Regions from separate parts of the Mus musculus genome. Here region 2 is linked to region 1. The links are chromatin loops, found by intact Hi-C in ENCODE. Cell type or tissue: heart. All regions are shown on one strand.

Region 1 (8,000 bases):
ATTACGCCTCCCACCATGGTCAGCCAAAAGTATGCCGCAAGGCAAAAGATACTCATCTTAACCTGGATTTTAAGTCTTCTTATGTTGGTCTCACGCCTTTCTTTTTTTCACCTGGAAGAAAAAAAAGTAGGAAAAATTATTATTATTATTATTTTGCTACAAAATCTAGCTGTCCCCAAAAGATGGTGGTTAATGAATGTTTATTGATTTAATGAAAATATAGGTCAATCAGATCAAAATAGGAAAGACCAAAACTCTATTATAGCAAGAAATCTCCCCAGCCCTGGCTGTATCCACAGCTATATCTGTATAGACCATGATATGGATAAAGATATTTCAGTGTTCCTTAAAAATAGCAGTGTTTTTTCCTCTTTATTCAGGTTAATGATAGCCCAAATCTTCCAGACATGACACAGAAAATTCTGTGGTAAAAGAGGAAACATTGCTTCAGACTGAGGCACAAAATACAAGAATCTAATTCTCTGACTAAAAACTTGAGCATGCCCGAGTGAGTGAGGGGTTGCACATGGCAGGAACGGGCAGCAACGCTGTCTAATGCGTTAAAGTGTTCATTTAAAGCCAAATGTCTGCTTTTCTCTGCTTTGTGCACTCACACTGGTTCCATCTCCAGCACCACAGAGAGAAAGAAAAGATCACTGATGGAGACAAGAGGTTTAGTTTGAAATGCTTGAAACCCTGCAAAACCCACATATTTTTAAGTCTCCACACTTCTACCCATCAGAAACCACCATGATACTTGTCAATGGTGTTCTGTGAGTGACAGGTTATCCCAGGCCGCCACACCGTTTGGTTTGCCATGGGCTATCTGGTTTCTTAGTATCGTGCAAGCATCCTATCTAGCTAGGACAGGACAGGCACTGTGCCGAACACATCACATGCTGCTGCTGTCTAGTATAATGATAACAATCAAGTCATCCACAGGTTCTCCAGGAAGACAGGGAAGCTGAGAGGAAGGTCAAAGGTGGTGACGAGCCTACAACCCTGAGGCAGCCTGATCTGACTCCACACCCGAGCTTTAACCACCAGGTCATCCTGTCTCTCTTATTTCCATGCTTTATTTGCATCAACAACATACTTAAGATGTCTCCAGAATTTGGATGACGCAGCAGAACATTGGAAGGAGTGTTCAGGTATTATCAAAGAGTTCTTATGTTATATCGCCTTCAAAGGGCGGGTGGTCCCTGGTGCTCAGTAAATCTAGATTTCTCCTCTTATACTTTAAGACACTTAGAAAACAAAAGGAAGGCTGGTGCTGAGAAAATAGCAACCAAAAGTCAATTGCTCCTCCCCTTTGGGTATTTTGTACTTTTCTTTCATTAATCTGTAAATGAGGACAGTAACTTCATTTATGGGCAGTGGTCTGTGTATCTATGGCGTATACACCTAATCCTAAATTTTAAGACTCAATCTTTTTGAGTCTGCTCAAGGGTGACCACATTTAGGGATTTTTGACAGTTGTCATGGGACATTATTAAGTTTAGGCTTAATATAAGTGTACCAAATAAGAGATGCTGACATGCTATAAGAAGTATAGGGGAACACCTGCTGTCAGTCCCACATGCTTTTGCCTTGCCAAACAGCAATATACATCGCATCTCACAGGCACCAACTGGTTCTTGACTTGGGCATCACAATTTATACAGACAGAACAACATCTGTAACACATCAGGAGTCTTGAATGAGTGAAGTGACTGTGTTTTCACAGCCAAAAGGCTGCTGGATGTCATCCTGTCTCACGGCTGGGCTATAGGTGTTCACCCGCTGCTGTGATTTCAAAGTGATGGGCCTGCCATTTACTTCTGTCACTTCTGCTCACCCTTAATTGTAAGTGGTTACAGATTTTCTCTCCCGTCTCTAATAGTCCGGAATAACTGGCTGAATTATTAGTAGGTCTACAAATATCATCTTTCCATTTCCCACATGTAGACCAGAATGCCAAGTACAAAGCTTTTTACGATCTGCCTCCCTCTCAGGATAGTGAGGGGAGGCACAAGTCTTTCAATTCCTTGATTGCTTTATGATTTATGGTTCCTGGTTTCCCAATGGGAATGGAATATTTAGTAATAGTTATCTTAAAAATGAGAGACAGAGGTCTTTCCCATAAACAAAATGGCTTCATGGTCTATTAGAATCATCCAGGAGGGGAGTTCATGAGCCATTTGGGTGTCACAGGCACTGCACAGCTCACGTAGAGCTCAGTGGTCCTCATTGCCACAGGTACTGAGAAAGCTACAGTCATGGCTTCCTATCAGGGTGTGAGCCAGCTGCCAGTAAAACCTCTTTCCTTCCTTCCTTCCTCCCTCCCTCCCTCCCTCCCTCCCTCCCTCCCTCCCTCCCTCCCTCCCTCCCTCCCTCCCTCCCTCCCTCCTTCCTTCCTCCCTCCTTCCCTCCCTCCCTCCCTTTCTTCCTTCCTTCCTTTCCTTCCTTCCTTGCTTCCCTCCAGCAAAGACACTACCAAGAACTCATTTCTCTTGACACCTCTTGTCAGCTCACCACATCTAAGGGACATCTGTCAAAAACATGTGGATGCCATATTGTTACAGAGTGAAAAACACAAAACCAAATAAAAGAAACCTCTTTCGAATCCATGCTTTCCCAAGGACGGATCTGTAGCTCATTTTGGTATATTTCAGTCAAGCTTTGCCGGGCATCTGGCTCTAGAGCCAGAGCTCTAGAGAAGCAACTCACATTCAGACCAGAAGGACATGTCTATGGAGTCAGCATCTTTCCTTTTGTGGGTCTAGAGTTTGGTGGCATACAAAAGCTGACCCCTTAGTGCTTTCCCTAGTTAATACATCAGATTCTCAGAGCAAATGTCCACTTGCCATTAGTAATTTGGAAAATCCAACGGCGCCCAAACCGCACACATACTTAGGGCAGGTAATTTACATGGTATGGTTGCCAAGGTGTTTCATAGCCAATCTTTAAAAACAGATGAGTTGATGGCTGTGTGGGAATCAGAAACAACTACAAGAAGAAAAAAAAAATTAAACCAAGAACTTTTTTTTTTTCAAGTTCTCTGTGGTTTTGTTCTCTGGAGAAGACAAATTATCCACTCTCCTTGGACACATCCTCTGACTTTCATATGCTTTCGCCCCAGGTCTGCTGGGGTGAGGCCACTAAGGGTGGTGTAATCAGAGGTGGCTTATCTACAAACAGTTCCAGGGTTCTGCACATGAAAGACAAGAAGTGCCCTTTAAAGGACAGGACAGCACTGAGCAAATCGCCCAGACCTCCACCAGCAGGCAGATTTCCAACCCCAGCTGCCATCGTGGTGTGAGGAGGGCTCCACAGAGGTTGGTTCTTCACAGTAAGTGTCCTTGGCACTCAGGGTGCAGGATAGGAAGAGACCAACTTCACCAGGAGGCTTTGGAGCAAGCGCCCTGGGCCTTGATGCGCCTGAAAGCTTGTGTGGAGAAAAAGATCCTCCCACTCCCGGCTCCCCTTTCCTAAAAATCCGAGACAAAGCTCAATGGTCTTGTCCGGTGTCCACCCCCACTCCCCCCAGTGTTCGTCTCCCAGGAAAGCGCCCCACACTGGGCGTCCCGGGAGGTAAGTGCCAGGCCGGTCTGTTGCGTTTCCCTGGAGCTGCGAGACACCCCTGCTCCTCCCAGCAGATTGCCCCGGCAGCGACCCTATCCCTAGTTCCAGCCCTGGTTCCAAAAAGAAAGACTTGCACCGACCTTAGAGCTCCTCGGAAGCAGACAGCTCCAGGTCCGCGCACGGGCCAGCCGGAGCCTGAGCTGGAGAACGAGGGTGGCGCGCAGGGTGGCGGGTGACCAGGGCTGCAGCACAGTCTCAGCTCGGGGAAACTTCCCCGGACAGCCAGGCTTCTCTAGGGGGAGATCTTGCTCAGCCTGCAAGCTCCAGCGATGGTCCGGTGGATCAGAGAGAGGCTCCCCACCTCCTAGACACAGTTGCCAGACTAGAAGGGATGGGTGTGCGCGCGAGGCTCCCAAGGAAAAGCAAACTCCGGAGGAACACGCCTCCCGCGATCTTCCTTAGACTCCACAGGCTCCTAGACCTTCCTCTCTACTCTGGGACCTAACTGCAAGAGCGCTATCCCGCCTGCCCTCCAGGGAGCAGCCACCAAGCTGCAAAGCTGCTGCCCCCGCCAGGCCCTGAAGGGCAGGGATCTTTAACTATTTCCTTCCTGAGAAGTTGGTTAGTCTAGGATGGGTAGGATTGAAAGTAGAGAGCAACAGACCAGACTCAAGGTTGTGCCCTGTTTTAGGAAGAAACTCGAGGCACTTGAGCCCGTGAGTACGGGAGAGTTTGATCAGCAGGGGAAGCCAGGGAATTTGGGCTGTGTCTCCTGTCAACTTTGCTTAGCTTGTTAGCACTCCTCACCTTAGAGGAAGTTATGGAACCCAGGTGGACAGCATGTCTTTGGCTCAAATTTGACCTGCAAGACCACTAAGCCTTAGCCCAAGGCAAAAGGGAGCTGGGGAGTCTGTGGAAGGGTCTAGGGTGTGCTCAGAGAAATGATCATGTCTGACAATGAATGGGGAGACCCTTCAGAAGGCAGTGTCTTTATCACAGAGTGTGTCAAGTCACGATAAGATGGGGAGTGGGAGGAGAGATAAGGGCCAAACATCAGGGCTCCTGGGGAAGAAGGCTTGGCTGTACGGATGCCCTAGGACCTCATTGGTTCCCTACCGTATCTATAGTGGAATTGGACCTCAGTTTGTTCTAGGACCTCTAGGAGAAGGGAGAGACAGGACTTATATCTAGCCCCTGGGAAAGAATTTTAGCAACAGCTTCCTCATAGTGTGGTGGCTAGATTCCAAGAACAAATATCCCAAGAGAAAGGACATAGAAACTGCCACCTACTTAAGGCCCAGGTCCAGATAGTGACACAAAGGGGCTTCTGCTTAATTCTGTCAGTCACCAATTCCAGATTAAAGGGTGAGGGCACAGAGACCCTACTTGACAGGGGTCATTTTGTAAAACTGTCACAGCCATCAGCAGAACACCTCGGTGGAAAGGATTTTAATATTCTTCTGGGACTGTTGGAGCAGGCATTACCCTGTCCACTAATCTAGTGTTTATCTAGCGTTTCTCTAGGAAGGATCCACAAAAATTGTCTCAGTCAGCTCTGAAGGGGTACGCTTTTGTGGCGACAGCTTGGCAGGCTGACATTATTTTCCAGGAAGAAAAGTTATTGCCTTCTTCCAGAAGACTGTTCATAACTTGGTATGTGAAATGTTCTGGATCCCAGGCCCTCTCACCCCGTGACTAGGCACGTGGACAGTGCACCATCTGTGTAACTGAACATGTCTGTCAGGCTAGTCTTTGTAACAGCACCCCCAGGACCCCCTACCTTTTGCTGATCCCACTGTGGTATGGATTAAGCATTAAAAATTTCTCTTTCACATCCCTTAGGACAGTCACTATTTAAACACAAATGAAACTAGAAAATAAACTGGATTGTCAGGGGTGCTGAGAGGCAAACTCCTGACTACTGAGGCAACAGCAGTGGGAGCCCAATGGTGCTCCTCAAATAATTATGACTAAAATTACCAAGGGTCTAGCAATTCCAGTCCTGAATATGTGTATAAAATGGGCAACAAGGTTGGTGTTGTAGACAGAGTGAGGCTGAAGAACACAGAAACAGAATGGATGTTGGTCTGTGTTTTTTCTAAGGTTGGGCCCAAGAGACACATCAGCAGGAAGGTGCCTGCTTGTTTAGCATCAAGTTACTTCAGGTTAGTGTTTGTGTTAAATATTCAGAGAGAAAGAATTCCAGCTAACTGGCATATTTGGGAAATGTGCTTATTTGTACGTGAGTGTGTGTGTGTTTGAGTGTGTGTATGTGTGTGTGAGTGTGTGTATGTGTGTGAGTATGTGTGATGGTGAAAGATGACCTTGGGAAGTTGAGTGTGAGGCTTCAGTGCAAACGCCTTCACCCACTGAGTTATCTTCCAAACCCTTGATGTTTAACTGATTCCCCCAAAGGTCAGATGACAGCTTAGTTTCTTCTTAATGACATGGACTTCAGCTTGAGTGAGTCCATTTCGAATGTGTTTCTGTGCTGTTCTGTTGTTGTTTGCTTGTTTCAATTAACGCCGTGATCACATTTACAGAAAGGACCTAGAATAGTCAAAACCACAGAGAAGGTAAGCTGGTGACTCCTGGGGCTTGGAGAAGGGGGCTCACTGTTTCATGCGTTTCACTGTGTTTCACATGTGTTTCACTGTTTCATGCGTTTCACTGTGTTTCACTGTTTCATGCGTTTCACTGTGTTTCACATGTGTTTCACTGTTTCATGTGTTTCACATGTATTTCACTGTTTCATGTGTTTCACATGTGTTTCACTGTTTCATGCGTTTCACTGTGTTTCACATGTGTTTCACTGTTTCATGCGTTTCACTGTGTTTCACATATGTGTTTCACTGTTTCATGCGTTTGAGAGGTTTACTTTGGGTGATACTGAGGCTCTGTGATTCCGTGGTGGGAGCTGCACAACAATGGTGACATACTTAGTGCTCATGTACTGTGCACTGGAAAAGGTTAAAGCCACACATTTATACTATGCCTGGTTTGCCAGGAGGAAACAAATCTTCATGTTGAGATAAAAACCCACATTGCTGTGTGTTCTGTTTATCTATAAAGTAAATTAACTAAGAAAGACTTCATATCCAATAAACGTGCTTATGGAAGCCTTCAGACAGACCTGTAGCTAGGAAGCTTAGCCCTGCCTCATTGGAGGTGAGATCCTGTAGACTCTCTTTGTGGCTGTGAATTTAGCTTCTTTTCTCTGTTTTACTTTGAGGGCAATGACTGCAGTGAACTCCAATCAATCTCTTGGTGACGTTAGCGTCTGTTTCAGCTTTCCCTTCCCTGTAGCAAGACTCTCTCTGCCTCCGCCTCTGTGCTCTCTGTTGAGTTTCTGGTAGTACCTAAGGGGAGTCAGGATATTTCTTTCCAAGTTTTCTAAGCTTGACTTTCAAAAGTTGTTTGTTTTCCCTGAAAGGAACATTTAGGCTTGATGGTTTTCTAGACTTCAGGGAAACTTACTTTCCTTCTGCCTCCACCAGCTTGCTCAGTGAGCATTTCTGTCTTGGCACTTTTAGTGACTTTGTCTGGCAGAGAATAGTATTGATTTGATAAACAACCATAGATTAAGATGTACTCAAGACAGTACTTACGAACCAACCACTCCTGCTTCCTACGGCACATATTCACGTAAGTTTACTTCATAGTTCAGACCTGCGAATCCATCTCACAGTTGCTAAACTTCCAGGATCGTCAAACGTCAAACTCAGCCCACAGTAAAACACCAGTGTCTCAGCATTTTCTGACAATAAAGTATGCATTGTTCTTTTCTTTTCTTTTTTTTTTTTCCCAGAGGAAGGAGAACAGGAAGGTTTCAGGAACCACAAAGATAAAGGAAGGAAAGGAGAGGGAAATGTATAGGCAACAAGAGGCTGACAAAGATTACCACAGTGTTCATCTTGAGCTGTGTGAGGAGCAGGGTTAGACAGCCAGGCAGCACCTTTGGCCTGAGGTGAGATGTTTAGAATTGTCCCTAAGTGCTTTGGTTTCCAAAGCAAATTCGATTGACAAACAACTTGGGAGTTGGCTACAGATTCCTTGTTCAGTTATCTTTCTCATTGTTGTGAAAAGAAGGGCATGGTGGCAGGAAATTGTCAACCTGACTAGATCACCGTGGTGACCTACCTCTGGGCATATCTAGAGGGTGTTTCTAGAAAGCAAATGAAGAAGGAAGTCCCACCCTAAATGTGGGCGGTGCTATTCTATATGTGGTACCATTCTAAGAGCAGGAACTTGAACTTGATCAAGGCTTTAGCTGTTTGTTTCCAGAGAAGAGAGCGAAGAGGCAGCAAGAGAAGCAAAGAACACGAGGAAGCGAACAGCTTGAAGGTCGACTTTAACCAGGACTGCCAGCAAGCCAGCCAGGACAGGGGAGTCCCTTCTCCACCCCACCCTACACTAAAGAGATTTAAAGAAGGGCA
Region 2 (8,000 bases), 93 kb before region 1:
ACCTGGGAGCTACAGTGTTAGCAAGCTTCTACGCTCTAGCAATGTTTCTGTGAACACAGAAAAGGTTATAATTACTATGAACTGCCAATTTACCCTTCAGGTCCCCTGTGTCAATGGTGCTGTTAGTTATGAAAGAAAAACATGTAGATTTTGTCTTTCTTGAGGGGAAAAATCTATACTTCCAAAGTTTGAGAGCCCAGCATTATCTTGTGCTGGACCCAATAATTCAGAAAGAGTATAGAGAGGTGACTAGACTTTTGATAGATCTGTGGCAAATTAGTGGGTAGCAAATACCCGATGAAGAAAATTCCTAGGAAGTTTCAGCACCTTTCCCCACTGTTAGCTCAGAAACACTAAGTAAGGAGCCTAGTGCTTGCCTCTTACTCCTGGTACTAAATCCTCTTCTCTTCTTACCAGGGCCGCCACAATTGCAGGACAGAAGAATATTGATTTCACAGGAAGTAGGAGATGGCTACTCCTGCAGGAAGGAAGGGGCCCCGACCCTGCTGGCTATGAAAACAGGAAACCATCCAGGCTGGTCTTGAATTTACTATTTAGCACAAATTGGTCTTGATTTCATCATCTTCCTGCCTCTTGAATGCTAGGGACAGGAGATACTCAGAACAGATTTTTCTCCATTTGAAAGAGAACGTAGACATTAGGCTTAAGGGGGTTCATTATCAAGCATTGAGCCCTGTGGTGGGGTTGTAGCTTTGTGGGTGGAGTGCTTGCCTGGCAGTCAGGAAGCTTGGGTTCTATCCCCAGCCCTAAACAATCAGGCATGACAGTCTGTGACCACAATACCAGCACTTGGACATATGAGGCAGGGGGATCAGAAGAACAAGGTCACTCTTGGCTACTTGAGACATTTCAAAAAAAGATTTTATATGTATATATTATATATGTATATATTATATATGTACATATACACATCTATTCACAAAAGTGTGTTCATAGCTATGCATTTAATATTTTATATTTTATTGCACATTTACATGTATATCATATAAAATTAATACATTATGTTCTATTTATTTAAATATTTATAATGTATGTATTAGATGTTATATGCTTATATATAATTGTATATGCTATATTTATATCCAACATATTTACATTATTGTTTAATACACACACATATAACATATATAAATAATATAAATCTAACAGGCCTCAAGACTTTAGCACAACTGACTCCATGATGGAAGTACCATTCAGACTTTGGAACCCAGCATGGAACCAGCACCGCCTCCTAAAACTAAAGGCCTAATCCATCGAAGTCCATAATCCCAGGAAATCCCTGACTGCACTAACCTTGTGTTTTGGCTTCTTCACTTCTGGCTAACTGCTCATGTTAACTGAATGTGGCTTCTGTGCTGAAAGCTCAACCTGAGAAAGGCTCAGTGGTACACTAAGATCCCCGGCATAGTCACCACAAAGCTGATAAAGACTTTCTATTGGCTTAAACCCTTGGCTGAGCAGTCTTCTCTGTTGGATACCCCAACAGGAGCAGATAATTAGATTTTTCTCATGTTCAAATACTTAAACTGCAGCAAGAGGACATTCTGATGTGTTTCAAATTTCAGTGGCAAATAAATAGATGTGAAGGAACTTAACTTTTAAAACCATTCATTTCTGTAGGGGACAATGAATGTCTATGAACCTTCTCTCAAGATGCAGAGGCACAAAGATTCTGAATTCTAAGATTCGAAGTCTTTAAGTTTAGATACAGAGACCCTATGCCAATAAACAACAAGCAAGCAAGCAAATAAAACCAAGGGTTAGGTGTGCTTTTCTGTGATACACTGTTGCTTCCTATGCCCACACTTTTGAATTTTGTCTCCATCACTGAAAAAAAAAACAAAAAACAAAACAAAACAAAACAAAAACCCGAAACCAACCCCCCAGCATCCCCAGTGTTGGCGTTGATAACTGTAAGCCAGCCCTGTGTGTGTGTGTGTGTGTGTGTGTGTATGTGTGTGTGTATGTGTGTGTGTGTGTGTGTATGTGTGTGTGTGTGTATGTGTGTGTGTGTGTGTGTGTGTGTATGTGTGTGTGTGTGTATGTGTGTGTGTGTATGTGTGTGTGTATGTGTGTGTGTGTATGTGTGTGTGTGTATGTGTGTGTGTGTGTGTATGTGTGTGTGTGTATGTGTGTGTGTATGTGTGTGTGTGTGTGTATGTGTGTGTGTGTATGTGTGTGTGTATGTGTGTGTGTGTATGTGTGTGTGTGTATGTGTGTGTGTGTGTGTGTGTATGTGTGTGTGTATGTGTGTGTATGTGTGTGTGTGTGTGTGTGGGTCACAGGCAGAGAGTCCTGAGATCCAAACAACACAAGGGCAAGACCTTGTCTCAAAAAACAACAGTAGCAAGAAAGTACTTGCTTTGCAGAAAAAGAAGAATCAAATTATCTCGAATTTGAAGACTACAACAAAGTCTTACGATAAAGGCATATTTTTTCTTTTGACCATTTTCTTGTATACAAAGAGAAAAGATTCATCCCATAGCTGACAATTACTTAATGTAACTTCTTTGTATCCTTGCTTAAGAAGTTTTTAAAAAAGGCCTGGCAGTGGTGACTCGTGCCTTTAGTCCCAGCACTCAGGAGGCAGAGGCAGGCAGATCTCTAAGTTTGAGGCCAATCTGGTCTACAGAGTGAGTTTCAGGACACCCAGGGCTACACAGAGAAACCCTGTCTCAAGAAACCCAAAAGAAAGAAAGAAAAAAAGGAAATATAACCACTAAAGTCAGAAAAAGGGGAGTGTTTGCCAGGCGTATGACTGTGTTCTTAATCTCAACACCCAGGAGGCAGAGGCAGGGTGATCTTTTGTGAGTCCTTGTCTACATAGCCAGTTCCAAGACAGCCTGTACTACACAGTGCTACACACACCCTGTTCCCGGTCTAGAAAAGAAAATAGAGGAGTATTAAGAAAGAATATGAAGGCTCAGGATTCTGTTGTTGTAACGACGCACCAGCAACACCACAGAAGTATTATTAAAAGGAATATTGCTGTTAAACACCTTAAAATTCCATGTGTGATGATTATGCTTGCAGGCAGGCACTATGGATTCTTCGCTGTTGTTTTCTACCTTTTATTTCCATCCGCCCCGCTGAACCACGGCAGGAAACAGAAATGACCGCCAGGTTGCGCTGTAGTTCCACAGCAGTGGAATCAGGCTGGGCTCCGAGGCGTTCGTGAAGATCTGTGTGGCTGTGGTTTTTCTGCTTTTGAAGCCTGGTGGGAGGAAATATTTCACAGGAAAACAGAAAACACTTTGCTGAAAACAGTCCCAAATTTACTGTGATTTAGAGATCGGTTATTCGTGGGGGAAAAATTCAAGGGGGGGGGGGGTCCTCTGTAGCATTTCTTAGAGAAAAGGGCCTTAAACTCAGCTTTGCTGGGTGAAAGGTTATTCCTTCTGGACAAAGAAGAGACCAGACAATCCCGTTGAAAGTTAGTTTCCTATATTATCTAGTTGTTGATGGATAATACTATTTTTAAAAGTTCCAAGATAGGGTATATTTATTTTTTTTTAAAAAAACATAAACACTTCAACTTTTTTTTCCTCAAGCGTTTTCCTTCCTTCTCTTTCTTCCAAAATGTCAATATTTATGAACCAGGGGTTGTGGGAAATGTTACCTAGAACTGGAAAAGTCAGAGATTGTCTGTCCCTGGGGACTTGAGTCTGAGTGCCAGAGGGCAGTGTGTGGCTGGAGGGACATAGTCCTTCCTTCTTGGCACCCTGTGGTGAACTCTTTGAAATGGAAGAAAATGATGTTTTCTGCTTCATATGCAGACGCCTCAAGACCAGCAGTGGCTGCAAGTTTCTGTATATCATTGTGCTATAAAAACAAGCATAGTTACAGTGAAAACTGTCCCGGCAGAGCCAGTGCCTAAGGTCCACAAACCAGCATTTCTGATTACATTAGGATCTGCATAGTGTTTGTTTAGGCCACGACAAGACTCAACAAAGGCAAGCACAAATCATGGAATATTAGTAAATTGTAGTGCTTATATTTACTGTGAGGATTTTTTTCTCCCTTTAAGATGATGAGGAAATAAAGAACATTATTTTTAATCTGAATAGTTGGTTCCTTTCGCACTGCCAGTTGCTAGGTTGTGAGATAGAAATGAAGCCACAAGTAGGCAAATGTTACTCGGCAGAATAAGAAGAATCAGGATGTAGAGCTGTTACCTGAGAGTCACTAACAAAAGAAAGAAAGAAAGAAAGAAAGAAAGAAAGAAAGAAAGGAAGGAAGGAAGAGAGAGAGAAAGAAAGAAAGAAAGAAAGAACGAAAGAAAGAAAGGAAGAAAGAGAGGAAGAAAGGAAGGAAGGAAGACTTAGAAACAAAGGTCACACAGTAAAACCGCCTCTAAGATCAAGTGAAGACTCTTGCCATGGTCCCAGCCCCACCCTTGTCTTACATAAAGGTGGCCCCCCTTACTCTTTCTTTACATTTATGTCTGTAACCCTTTGCCTCTTAAATATTTAAGTCTCCGGGTATCTGTTCTCTAATCACTAATCATGATTTTTTTCCCTTTGTTCTATGTGCTTTAGCAGTTTTTATTTAGCTTGCTTTATTTTTAAATGTCCCACCAAAACACTTAACTGGTATCCAAAAAGCTTGCTGTATAAATAGTGAGATAAAAATTCATAGAACATTTTATTTTCCTAGGTCAGGAAGTGATTGCCTTGTTTCATTTTTGGAAAAGAATGACAAGAGAATCACTGAGATTAACAGAGAAGCAGAAGTCCCTGCTTCTTGGAGAAGCGAAGAGCTCTCCAGAAGACACTCCACTTCCTAAACACATGTCCCTCCAGTGTGACCAGCTTATTGTGGACAGTTTCCTCTCACTTGTCACAGGCTGCCACTGTTTGCTGTTCTAGTCCCCAGCTTCATTTTCCTCATCTGTAAAGGATGGAAACATTTAGCCCAGAGCTGTGGAGACCATGGAATTTGTAACAGACTCGGTCCTTAGCGTGCCCTAATGTCCTGTGTATGTTTGCTCTTCTGACTTTTCCTCATTGGTAGAAAAACAAGAAACAAACGCAATTTTATCTCTCTATATACCTTTTTAAGTATCAACATGAAACTTGGGTCGTAACTTGTACAGTAGTAGCTAATGTTTCCAGCGTGTGCCTTCTTTTGTATACGGGTGGTGGTGGAGCTTGGGTTCACTGTTCCATAACTAGTCAGCCACTCTGAGAATGAGGATGGATCCATCCCTCACACCCAACAGCTTTGCATCCAGGGACAAAAGCTGCAAGCCTTTGATTATGGTCAGAAGGATGGAGTTTGACTCATACCTCTGTCCTGTGGGAAGAATGACATTCTGAACTGCCAGCCACTTTGTAAGATTTCTATCAGCTGGAGGCTTTCCCATAAAGAACAGTGACATACCATTGCCCTCTCCCTTGGGGAGTTAATTCACGTGGTCTGTGTTTAATTTAAAAAAAAATTTAAGATGTATATTTTATATGTGTGATGTGAGTGTTTTGCTCAAATGCATGTATGGGCAACCACATGCATGCCCAGTGCCTGGGGAGGTCAGAAGAGATGTCAGACCTGGAGCTGATGTACAGGCTATGAGCTGCATGTGGGTTCTGAGAATCAAACCCAGATCCTTGGTAAGAGTAACTGCTCTCAAGCTCTGACCTCTGCTTCAGAGTCCTTTGAAAACAGCACTGTGATCTCTGACACTGCACACTCTCACTCCTGAGTGTGCTGTACATCACCCTACAATCAAGTCTGTCTTCTACACTCTGCCCCATGCGTCAAAGTGATCCCAAGGACCTGGAGCTGGAAGGAAGCCGAGGGCATCCCAGCAACATTTCATGGGTTGCACCTCCAGCCTCAAGACGGTTCTCGTCTCACCCAGTCACACACATGCTAAACAGAATTAGTACTGAGAACAAGCCTCGGAACTCACACTTGGGGATTCTATTGTATGTTAATATATTTTGTCCATGTGCATATGTATATTTGTGTTTAATTTGTGATTAATTTATCATTGTTTTAGGATTTATATAAACCCTATGTTTATATGTATTAGCTGTGCATAGACTATGACTTGGTTTTGATATATTATATGTTTTAAGGATGCATTTGAAGGTTTTCTATTTCTGTTCAGTCCAAAAATGGAGTTACTACATAAAATTGGATTCTACATTAAGCTGAAAAAGAGCCAACTCCCTTTAGCCAACTACCAATGATATAGTGTGTGAAACTCAAGCAAGGTTAAAAATAGCCCGTTTTTCTTAGGAAATAAAAACCCATATATTCAAATTAATGGCATCTTTTCGAGGAGTTGCTTTGGAAGGTTAGACACTTCTTTTAACAGGTCTGCTGCTGTTCCAGATTTTTTAGGGGCTTCTTTTGGAATTAGTTTTAGTATTTGCTAAGGAATCCTGTTAACCATGCAACCACAGTCCAGCACCTGAAAAACTGAGGCACAAGGAGCTTCAAGCCAACCTGGACTACAGACCATGCCTCTGTCTCTGTCTCTGCCTCTGTCTACTCCTCTCCATGTCCACCTCTCCCTTCCCCCATGTCCCCTTTCTCTTCCCTCTTTCATAAACACCCCTGTACTCACACTCACATGCACATATCCACACAAAGAAACAGAGAAATAAAAACAAAAAACAAAAAAAGTGAAGCTGGGTCTGATTGTATCAGTCTTCTTATATTTAGGCTAAGTGATTTTATCTCTTAACTGGAGTCTAGAGATGTTCTAAAAATCCATAGCAGTTTGCTGACTGCTTTTATTGAACATCATTCATACGTGTAGACAAATTCAGGTAGACTTGTTCAAATGAAGTGGCATGGTTGGTAGTCACATCTTTTAGATGTAAATATTCATGGCATAACATGAGGGTTCTCATAAACAGATAGCTGCAATTATTTAAAAAGAAGCCATCGTGAGGTTTTCACCAGGAGTCTGCTGTATTCAGTTACAGAGTCCAGAAACTTCTGAGGGGAAAAGAACAATTCAGTCTTCCATGCCAAGACCACGCCTGTGAGGCTCCTTCACCCTCACATGGATTCAGTTAGTCACTGCACTGCCTTTGCATACGAGGAAATCTAAGCCAGTCATTGAGGGGCAAAGGTAGGAAGACTTCATTGTCCATACTGTGGAGCAGAAGCAGGAAGACAACACGAACTTGTTTGAGGAAGAATCCAGACTTGAAGATCGCAGGATCTGAGTGGTAGCAGTCAGAGAGAGGCTACATGATCTGAGTGAATTTGTGTCTGGCTATGAGTTTAAAAAGACAGAGATCAGTATTAAGAGAGAAGCTAGAAGAAAACAAGTGAAGCCCCAAGGCCTTTGCTTAATGACCTTCCTCAGACCAAATTACACTGGGGATTGCGCAGTAGCTGAGATCCGGGACATAGACTAAAGCCCCTGAACGGCCCGCAGGGGCTGCAGTGCTCACACTCGTCCCTGGGACTCCATGCTTCGGAGCCACTTTCAGACCCTCAGATCTGCCATGCCAGGCTCCTCCTTCTCTTCCCTCATCCAACTGCAGAAGATTTGAAGACTTGGGGGCCCATCTACAAAGCTGTGCATTCATCCTGTGTATTCACTGTGCAGCAACTGGTATCAGAACAAACCTGGGAACTTAGAAATTTCAGGAGCTGGGCTCCCCAGGCCTTGAGCATAGCAGCAAATGTGACTCACCATAGGGCAGTCATTTTTCTCTGGAAAGGACTTCTGGAATTGATGTGACTATTTTTCCTTCCTTCCTTCCTTCCTTCCTTCCTTCCTTCCTTCCTTCCTTCCTTCCATGAATCTGTCTCTTTTAAAATAAAACCCATGAATAATTTATACTGCTGTCAAAGATGGCTTGCTTTTATTATTATGAAGTGTTTGGGGATAAACATCACTGGGGCCCTCGGGCTATGTGACCTTAAGACCAACACGGTCTTGCCAGGTCACTTTCTGGGAAGAGGCCCTCCCTGAGCGGAGAGAATGGCCTCCTGACATCCTCAGTCCTGAC

The links. Hi-C counts contacts between places; a loop is a spot of excess contacts. Peaks named below come from ENCODE experiments on the same cell type or tissue, not always from the same donor. Only the 100,000 strongest peaks of a DNase experiment are listed, where the experiment ranks them.
Region 2: it touches region 1 in a loop (3-fold over the local background); 6 of 42 quality-filtered maps call a loop at or near these places.

Annotation. Positions count from the first base shown.
Region 1 is chr8:77,720,392-77,728,391 of GRCm38, forward strand. It overlaps Ednra (endothelin receptor type A), which reads right to left and starts at 4,061. Exons shown (of 8, transcript NM_010332.2): 1 at 3,705-4,061; 2 at 1-111. The coding sequence starts at 56. LOC108167319 (a long non-coding RNA gene) reads left to right here and starts at 3,194. Exons shown (of 4, transcript XR_003947564.1): 1 at 3,194-3,331; 2 at 6,108-6,140. In heart, a CTCF peak has its summit at 4,127; DNase peaks (open chromatin) are centred at 3,270 and 3,940; H3K4me3 peaks cover 4,529 bases; H3K27ac peaks cover 5,294 bases.
Region 2 is chr8:77,627,189-77,635,188 of GRCm38, forward strand. 1700092C02Rik (RIKEN cDNA 1700092C02 gene) reads left to right here. Exons shown (of 3, transcript NR_045467.1): 2 at 418-534; 3 at 1,642-1,769. Among named protein-coding and RNA genes, the nearest start is that of 4933431K23Rik, 4.8 kb to the right of the region's middle. In heart, a CTCF peak has its summit at 3,142; no DNase peak of the experiment used is centred here; H3K27ac peaks cover 752 bases.